Regions from separate parts of the Homo sapiens genome. Here region 2 is linked to region 1. Evidence: chromatin contacts called from ENCODE Hi-C or POLR2A ChIA-PET data. All regions are on one chromosome and are shown on one strand. The core of a region is the stretch at or near the end of the contact, and the rest is flanking DNA. Distances in the headings are between cores, read along the strand shown. Region 1 holds the start of LINC01675 (long intergenic non-protein coding RNA 1675). Region 2 holds the start of FAM78B-AS1 (FAM78B antisense RNA 1).

Region 1 (4,385 bases), core at 1,099-3,598:
ATACATTTTTATTTCTTGTGACACTTACATTTCTTAAACGTATTTATGTTACTGCCTATAACATACTGCATTGTAATTATTGCTTAATGCTTGTCTCCCAGCTAGAGTATTGAGTTTGTTGGGTTTGGACGGTGCCAGGTTAATATTTGTTCCTTTAGCAATGCCTGGAGAGCAGCCTATACTAGGCTCACAGTAAAGGTTTGTTGACTGGATGACTGAGGGAAAAGCCACAAAAGCAAGGACTGGAGTATGTTAGAACATCCCTACAAGAGTCCAAAATCTGAAGTGACAACAATGCAGGCAGTTTTGGCTACATCATTGGCATAAAAAGAAAGGACAGCAGAAAGCAGCTCCAGGATTTGGAGTGAGAGGTGATGGTCCACTCCCATATATGCTGAGCCCTTCTGCACCTTCTCTTCTCACATGCATCTGTGTTTGCCCCAGGAGATGCATCAGATCACACTAGACTCTTTAGAGACACCTACAGAGCAATGTCAGCCACCTTCTCCCAGTGTTTTACTATTTGCCATTTAAGGACAGCATCAGGAAATGGAAATCTGTTTATGCAGCAAGATAGGTCTGTGAAGGTAGATAATTGACTGACTCAGGCCCTTAAATATATAATTCGAGAAATAAATCTTCTGCAAATGGAGGGTGTTCCGAAGGCTTTGTATGTTTCAGAAGGGATGGGCAATGTTTAATTTGTTGTCTTCCATTTCTCATGTCCTCCCCTTGCCTCAAGTTAGCTTCCTGGGAAATTCTCCAAACATCAGTCAGAAGCTGTCCTAAGGTGGCCCTTGGGTGAGCAGGGTAGAGAGTGCTTCAGCCAGCAATCTTTTTTGCTTGCTCACTCAGGTAGGCATCAAGCCAGAAAGACAGGTTGACCCCAACTGTAATGAGCTAAGCCTTTTGTAGAAGCCTCATCTTCTCTGTATGTTTTGTAGCAGAGATGGGCTAGCGTTTTGCCACTACTACAAATACTACAGCCACAAAACCAGAACTCTGATACCAGAAAACTGCTAAAATCAATAGCCTTCTTTATTATAGAGGGTCAGCTTCTGGATTTCCTGTGCATTATGCAGCCATGAGTGAAGCCCAGCCCCATCCTCTTCCAACTTCCCCACCATCTCCCACCGGCACCCAACATACACTCAAGGCTCTGGCCTCCATAGGACAACAGTGACCACCTTGTTGAAGTATATGAGCTGCCTTTCTTCACTTACCTTCTCCCCCGTGGAAATTCTTATTTTATTCAACCGTATATCCTCAGGGCTCAGACCAGGGATTGGCCCATTGAATATGCTCAATTATTGCTTATAGAATTGATGAATGGATAAAGAACATTTAAAAGGGAGAGAGATAGAGAGTAAATCCCAGAGACAGTGCAGGGACAAGAGGTTTAGAGAATTAAAGAATACTAAAGTAAGAATGTTTATGGAGACTACTTAGTTTAACCCATTATTTATACACATAAGAGAACTGAAGCCCAGAGAGATAAAGAGATTTGTCCAAGAATATTCATATGGTCAGCAGTTGTTTACATTTGAAGGGAGTAAATGTAAATCATTTAGGTCTTAAGCCAATTCTTTCCCCCTTCCCTCCCTGTAACCACTGTTTCTCAATGAAGGATGAAGGTCCATAGAATTAATAATTTCATCTATACCACTAATATTTATTGAGCCTATATCATGTGCCAGGCCCTGTTCTAGGATCTAGGAATAGGGAAATACACAAAACCAACAAAAGCCCTTATGTTTCTGGAGCTTACAGATTCTGGCGAAAGAGGTTTATATAAAGTAAAATAGACAATTATATAGTTAGAAGAGATTGTGACATGGGAAAGAAAAGGGCGTAATAAGAAAGAGGAAGAGCAGGGGGCCAGAAAGGGACTTGGAAAGTGGCATTTGAGAAAGAGCAAAGACTTGAAGGTAGAGAGGGTGCATTGGCACTATTTAGGGGAAGGATGCCTAGGTCCAGGGAAAAGCAAGGGCAAAAGCCCTGAGTCAGGAGTGTGCCTGGCATGTCTGAGGTGTGGCATGTTCAGTGTGTGCAAGGGGAAGAAGTGAAGGGTGAGGTCATTGAGAGAGAGAGAGAGAGAGAGCAAGAGAGAGCTAGAGAGCCAGTTAAACTGTGAAGCTCCTCGTGGGCCACTGTAAGCAGCCTGACTTACTCTGTGAGATGAGAAGCCACTGGGAGGCTTTGAGCAGATGAGTGACTTATGAGTTCAGCAGGTAACTCTGACTGCTATGTTTTGAAGAGATTATAGGTGGAAATAAGACGAGAAGTCTTCTCCCAATGGAAGGTCTTTTCTCGATCGAAGGGTTCCTGGTCTCACGGGCTTCCAGGAATGAAGCCGTGGGCCGCAGTGGCGAGTGTTACAGCTAGATTAGAGAAACCCGCGGACCCAAAGAGGGTGCGGTGGCAAGATTTATTAGAGCAAAAGCGAAAGTAAAATGAAAGCAAAAGTAAAGCTTCCACGTGGTGGAAGGGGACCTGGAAGGGCTGCCGTTTTTTTGCTTCTGTCTTATGCTTATGTCCCCTTATGACCCCTCGTCTTTTCCTTTTTCTGTCCTACATAACTAGCTTATTTTCAATCCGCTTGTGGGTTGACGGGCCTGATTGGTTAAAAACATCAGGCTGCAGCTAGAGCTTAAACTCCCTATATGATTGGTTGAGGTTTCAATCCCTTAGCTTGCAGCTGTGACTCATTTTGGCTTAGGGGAAAGTCCCCTTAGGGAAGTTCCTATTGGCCCAGGAAGTCCAGCCAACTTAGCCACTTAGTCCCTCACAAAGGGTGAAAGCAATAGGCCCAGTAATGAGACTGTTGTGCTAATTCAGGAGAGAGAAGATGGGGCTTGGGCAGGGTGGTGGCAGTGGGGGTTGAGAAGTGGTCAGATGCCGCATATTTGTGGAACAGCTGGGAAGATTTGCCGATAGACTGGATGTGAGATATGAGAGAAACAGGAATTAAGGATAATTCCAAGGCTTTGGCCTGAGCAGCTGTTAGGAATTGAGACTGGAGACAGTTCCTCCCTTGGGAGGGAAGATCAGGAGCTCCGTTTTGACTGTTAAGTTTGAAATAACACATTTAAAGGTCTAGTATATAAATCCATATACATGGCAGAGAACTGGACGAGAGTTATTAGTGTAGATGTCGTCAGCATAGGAAAGATCTTAAAGCCTGGTTTAAGACTGGTTACTATCACCAAGGGGTGAGAAGAAGGCCAAAGGGCTTAGCAGTGGGGCTCTCCAACATTTAGAGACTGGGAAATGCAGAACCAAGGAGAGTGAGAACAAACAGACAAGGAGGTAAGAGAGTCAGGAAAATGTGGTGTCCTGGAAGTGCGCAAAGAAAGTACGCCAAGGGGAGCCATTTACCAATGGTGTGAGACAAACATTGCTGATAGGAAAAAAAAAAAAGAGGATGGCTGGGATCTGGGTGTAGACTTAGCAGTGAGGATGTTCTTGATGCTCTTGACAAGAGTCATTTATGTGGAGAAGGGAGAACAAAAGCCTACTGAATACAATGGTGAGAGAAGGAGAGAATTAGAGACAACTATGAGCACCAGCAGTTATTTCAAGGAGTTTAGCTAAAACAGGAGCAGAGAAATTGGGAGGTGAGTTGATCAGAAAACAATGGAGGTCAAAAAATGTATTTAGCTTTTTGTTTTTGATGAGAGAAATAAAAGCATGTTTGTCTACTGATGGAAATGATCCAGTAGAAAATAGAAGGTTTTGGATGTGCCTGTAAGTAAAAATGTGAGAGTGACAGTCTTTTCATTCAATAAAATCCAATTCAATTCGACTCAATTCAATTCAACTCACTTCAATTCAATTTCAACAAATATTTATTGAGAATTTACCCTTGGCAAAGCACTATTCTTTATGGATACATTTGTGAACAACATAGGCAGAGAACATTGTCAATGTCTGGCAGGGGAAGTCAAATAATAAGTAACAAACATAACAGATAAGTACATTATATAGGATGTTAGAAGATAATAAATACTAGGGAGAGGAAAATGTAGAGCAAGCTGCTACTGAGGATTAGGGTCACCAGGCATGAGTTGCAATTTTAAATAATGTGGTCAGTGTGGGCCTTATTGAGAAGTCAGAGTCAGCTATGTCCACATCATTGAAAGAGCATTCCAGACAGACGGAATAGCCAGTGCACTTTAAGCCGGAGCAGTACCAAGGAGCACATCAAGATAATTAAAAATATATATGCAGACAACTCTTATTAGCCTTGGGTTGGCTAGAGAGAGAAATAGCCAAGGAGAATTCCAGTTGGGTTGAGAGAAGAAAATAAGAGACACTGACAAGATCATAATGTGAGACAGGTGGGAGGAAGGTTGTCCTGTGTGCCAGGAAATGAGGAAGAAGTT
Region 2 (4,385 bases), core at 562-3,061, 410 kb before region 1:
ATGTTTTTTTTTTTTTTTTTCTTTAGAGATGGGGTCTCACTCTGTCACCCAGGCTAGAGCACAGTGGCACAATCATAGCTCACTGCAGCCTTGAACTCCTGGGCTCAAGTGATCCTCCCGCCTCAGCCTCTGGAGTAGCTGGGACTACAGGCATGCACCACCATGCCCAGCTAATTTTAAAACATTTTAAAAGAGATGGAGTCTTGCTATGTTACCCAGGTTGGTCTTGACTTCCTGGCCTCCAGGGATCCTCCTGCCTCCGCCCGCCAAGTTGCTGGGATTACAGGCATGAACCACTGTGTCTGGCTGGCCTTACCCTTTTAAGAGACCCACTCTGGTATCTTCTGGCCATGCTCTTTCACACTGGGTAAGAAGTCTGTGGTGCTGAGAGGGTGGCCCCTCCTTCGAGAACACTCTCTGGGTACCTAGGATCTCAATATTTCCAGCCCAAATGTCCCTAAACATACCTCCAGAGTCTATTCAGGCCTTTTCACTGTCCTGTCTTTCCAAGGGCAGTCCACTCCACTGTGTATGCACTTTTGGGCCCACGGGGTGGCCAGAGGGTGGCTGTTTGTTGGGGGTGTGCATGGAGTTTGGGACCATGTGTTGGGTGCCCACATGCAAATGTGTGATGGAACATCTTTTTCAATGTGGTACAGAGCCAGGGGTGGGAGGGGAAGTAGGTGGAGCTAGGGGCTGAGGGTCACTTGTTCCTATGCTGCTAGGTTCTGGCACAAAACTTTGAGGAGTCCAAGAATCCTCAATGTAAACATAGCCTTCAGGTTTTTACAAAGGTATACTTGTCTAGGTAGGAGGATAGAACTTACTTGATTCAGCCCTCTGTTAGTCTGACCTATAACTTATAAATACTGAGAAATATGGCACCCTGGCCTTTGTATTCATACTCCGAAGCCTCAAATGTTTGTTAGGGATGGGCAGAGCTGGGAGATCTAGATGCACAGTTCTGGAACCCAGGACAGTTCCAACCTGGAATGTTTTCCTTTTGTTACGTGTGGTTTCACTGCTGCTTGTTTAGTCTTAACATGCACAAAGCACCCTTACAATCAGTGTCACGTCTACTTTGTACATCAATTGCATGAGGTGGGCATCTTTCTATTTTCCATTATGCAGTAGGGAACTTGCTCAAGATCTTTCCGCTAGTGAGGGGCAGAATCAAACTGTGAACCCAAGGTCTGATTCTAAACACATGCTTTCTCATGATGCCTCCCTAGTACAAAATTAAGAGTCCAAAAGCTCTGAAAAATAATAAAAGTCATGAATGAGATTAGCTGATACACACTGCTATGACCATGCCAGTTGTTAAAATATTCAAACATTTTTGGAACAATTGCTAAACGACCCCTCTCCCTCCCCGTAATGCCTTCTCTTTGGCCACCCAGGTTCCTCCTCAGCTACCCACCACCATGTCTCCAAAAATTAATCAACTAAAGTGTTTACACAGGCACAGCAGGGGATCTCCAAGACAGGCTCTGGTTCTAAAGCTGAGTATATTAATAGTTCTGATAACATCATCTTGATCATAGCTCACACTTAACCTGAATGCCAGGCACTGTCCTGAGAGTCTGTGGTCTAACCGCTATGTTCAGCCTACTCTTTAAAGGAATCCTGACTGCTGCGTTAACTTTACTGCACTTAGAGGGTGGGAAAAGAGGCTTCTGCCTTTTCTCTTCATCTTCATGGCTGGAACCTAAGGCTCTACTATTTGGGTATGTGGCAAGTTTAGTTAAAGAGAACACCACACCCTGAGCATTGAGGCTTTTCATCTAACGTGAAGGAGAGCAATGTGCTCCCAGTCACGTGAGTCTCATGTTCCGTGTCATTGCTGACTTTGCAGCAACTTTCTCCTCCCAACCCCTCCACAGGAGGAGCTGGAAATAACAGTGCATGGTGGGACAGTGAAGAGAGAGGAGGCACGGAGGTGGAGTCTGACACAAGGCTGGGGTCAGAGGGGAGCCAGGCCAGGCGCCTGTCACCTGGGCAGCCACCTGGCCCCTGAGACCAATTTCCAGCCCTGCCTCTGGCAGAGGTCCTGATTCTCAGATGCTTTGCAACCATGATTACAGAGTAAGTGTTAAAATTAGGATTTTCCTCATTCCGCACTGTTTATATCAGACTCCAAGCAGCCTGTAAATACTCCCCCCTCCCACTTTCCCCTCCGCCCACTTCCTTTCTGACCACATCCTTTTCTTTTTGGCGCACAAGGAGGCATTTTTCCTATTGCAGAAAAGATCATTTGCAGTGTTTTTCAAGAGTCATCAGTGCAGAGACAGGCTTCATGTTTGTTACCACTCTTGCGTCCTGTTTAGGGTGAGTTCTTCCAGCATTAGAGACATCTTCTCACTGTGTATTTAACCTTCACCACGTGGAGGTCAGGTTACCTTGTGCCCTCTAAGTAAGTTGCCCCAGCTGGGTTCTCAGAGTCCTCTGCTGACTTGTTTCAATTTGACAGCCCTGAGGTCTGGGGTCGTTGGCCAGTTTTCTAGGTCACATCTGAAAATGGTTGACTTCCGACTCCAATTCTGAGTTTCTTGGAGCAAAGCGCCTTACCCCACACAGAGAAGCAGTGTTCTCTAATGCCTGCAGAGCGCCGTGCAGGCCCAGGCTGTGTCCCTTACAAGGGTCGTGTCCCCTGACCACACAGCAAGCCCTTTTGGCTCCTTACCAGTCACTGGGACTTGTGCCAGGCCCAGTGGCATTTGTTCTCCATCCCGAAGGTCACAGCCCACCCAAGGTGGCAGGTCAGATGCCTTCCCACAGGAGTAAGGCCCTGCTTATGCCAGGCTCTGGGGGTGCCAAGAGGAAGCAGAGGAAACTGGGGCTGGAGGTAGAGGTCAGCAGGCCTCCTAAGGGGAAATGGGGCTGCAGTGGGACCCCAAAAGATGAGGGGGAATCGATGTGGGCAGCATTCCAGGTGGCGAGCACAGAGACCTGCCTGTCCCTCACCATGCCCCAATCCTCACCTGCTCTTAGACCAACATGTTTCTCCACTATGCCTCTACAATATGGCCAGAATTTGTCTCTTCTGTCTAACCCCATGGCCGCCACCCTTCTCCAAGCCATTTCTCCTCTATCCGGGACCATGCAGGTCCTCTCCTCACTGGGACACTGCTTCCAAGCTTGTGCTGCCCCTGCAAGCCACGAATATGGTTTTTATAAAATGTACATCAGGCCATGTCTCATCTCTGAAAAATCCTATGATGGTTTTCTACTGCACCCAGATGTCCATGTTTCCTTATTTGCCCCACCAGTTCTCCAGCCTCATTCATCCTCACCCCCTCCCTTCTGGCTCTCTAGACTTCAGCAACTTCAACTTTTTTCACTTTTCAACAAGATAAGCTTCCTCCCACTGGACTTGCTGGGCCTTTGGATTTGCTGTTCCCTTTGCCCAGGACCATTTTCTTTCAGTTCTTTACAACCTGGACTCCTTTTCTTTTTCTGAAAATAGAGATGGGGTCTCACTACCTTTCCCAGGCTGGTCTTGAACTCCTAGGCTCAAATGATCTTCCTGCCTCAACCCCCACAGAGTGTTGGGATTATGGGCATAAGCCACCACCCTTGGCTCCCTTTCATCCTCAACTTGCAGCTCCAGGCCACCTTCTGAGAGTGGCTTCCAATTGCATATGCATTTCAGTGTGCTGATTTGCTTGTGTCTATGACAGTTTTCCACTAGACTGCATGCGTCCTGAGGACAGGCTTTGCTGCATCTTCAGTACCTCCAGAAGAGCCCAGAACAGGTGCTTCCTTCAAGCAGCGCAATGAATGGGGCAAGTGTTTCTGGAAGAGCAGGTAGGGCTGGCTGTGAGGTGAGTTCAAGGGAGCTGCAGAGGGAGTAAGATGGGGAAGGCTCTTCTGGAGTCTAGGGGAGAGTCCCACGTGACAGCCGAAGGGATGGGAAGGGACTGAATGCAGACACATTGGAACGAGTGTCCCTGGGGCTCCTGGCAAGGTACTAAGTGCCTTTCCTCTGACAGCTTGCATTAAATAGGAGCCCAGCTAAGCTGGGAGAGGATGTAGGGGCTGGGTGGTGGCATTGAGGGGCATGGGGGTGCAACACACATTCAATCCAGCCCATGGCAGTAGACTGTATCCTCTACTTGCAGCCCTTGAAGCCAGACAAATGGCAGGTAGAGGAGATGGGGAGTGGATGTGTGTTTTTTTCCTTCTTATTTTGGAATTCTGCTATTATAGGCAAACCTTAGTTAACCTGAGAAAAGACATTATTGGGTGGATACACCAAAATGTGAAAAGTGCTTATCTATAGTTGTGGGACTATAGGAGTTTTCTCTTTATTTTGTGAATATTCTCATTAAAAAAATTAATTTGTCTTTATTCTGTAATAAAAAGGAATGAGTTACCTCACAGAA

What was found. A loop is a pair of places that touch in the nucleus more often than their neighbours do. ChIA-PET counts read pairs that join two places held with the same protein, here RNA polymerase II (POLR2A). Pooled maps may share reads with other maps.
Region 2: a loop to region 1 is called in a map of CD4-positive, alpha-beta memory T cell, with 5 times the contacts of the local background. The contact joins the promoter of FAM78B-AS1 here to the promoter of LINC01675 in region 1. A Hi-C loop is called at or near these places in 1 of 168 maps with a recorded cell type or tissue (CD4-positive, alpha-beta memory T cell), 2 of 37 single-sample maps with no recorded cell type and 9 of 50 pooled maps. POLR2A ChIA-PET finds 5 or more read pairs at or near these places in 1 of 52 experiments (activated T-cell).

What each region holds. Positions count from the first base shown.
Region 1 is chr1:166,487,691-166,492,075 of GRCh38, forward strand. LINC01675 (long intergenic non-protein coding RNA 1675) reads right to left here and starts at 2,349. Exons shown (of 3, transcript NR_146890.1): 1 at 2,171-2,349. RefSeq lists an enhancer at 2,352-2,521.
Region 2 is chr1:166,078,925-166,083,309 of GRCh38, forward strand. It overlaps FAM78B-AS1 (FAM78B antisense RNA 1), which reads left to right and starts at 1,812. Exons shown (of 3, transcript NR_184318.1): 1 at 1,812-2,328; 2 at 3,681-3,807. The region is part of intron 1 of FAM78B (family with sequence similarity 78 member B); the gene reads right to left.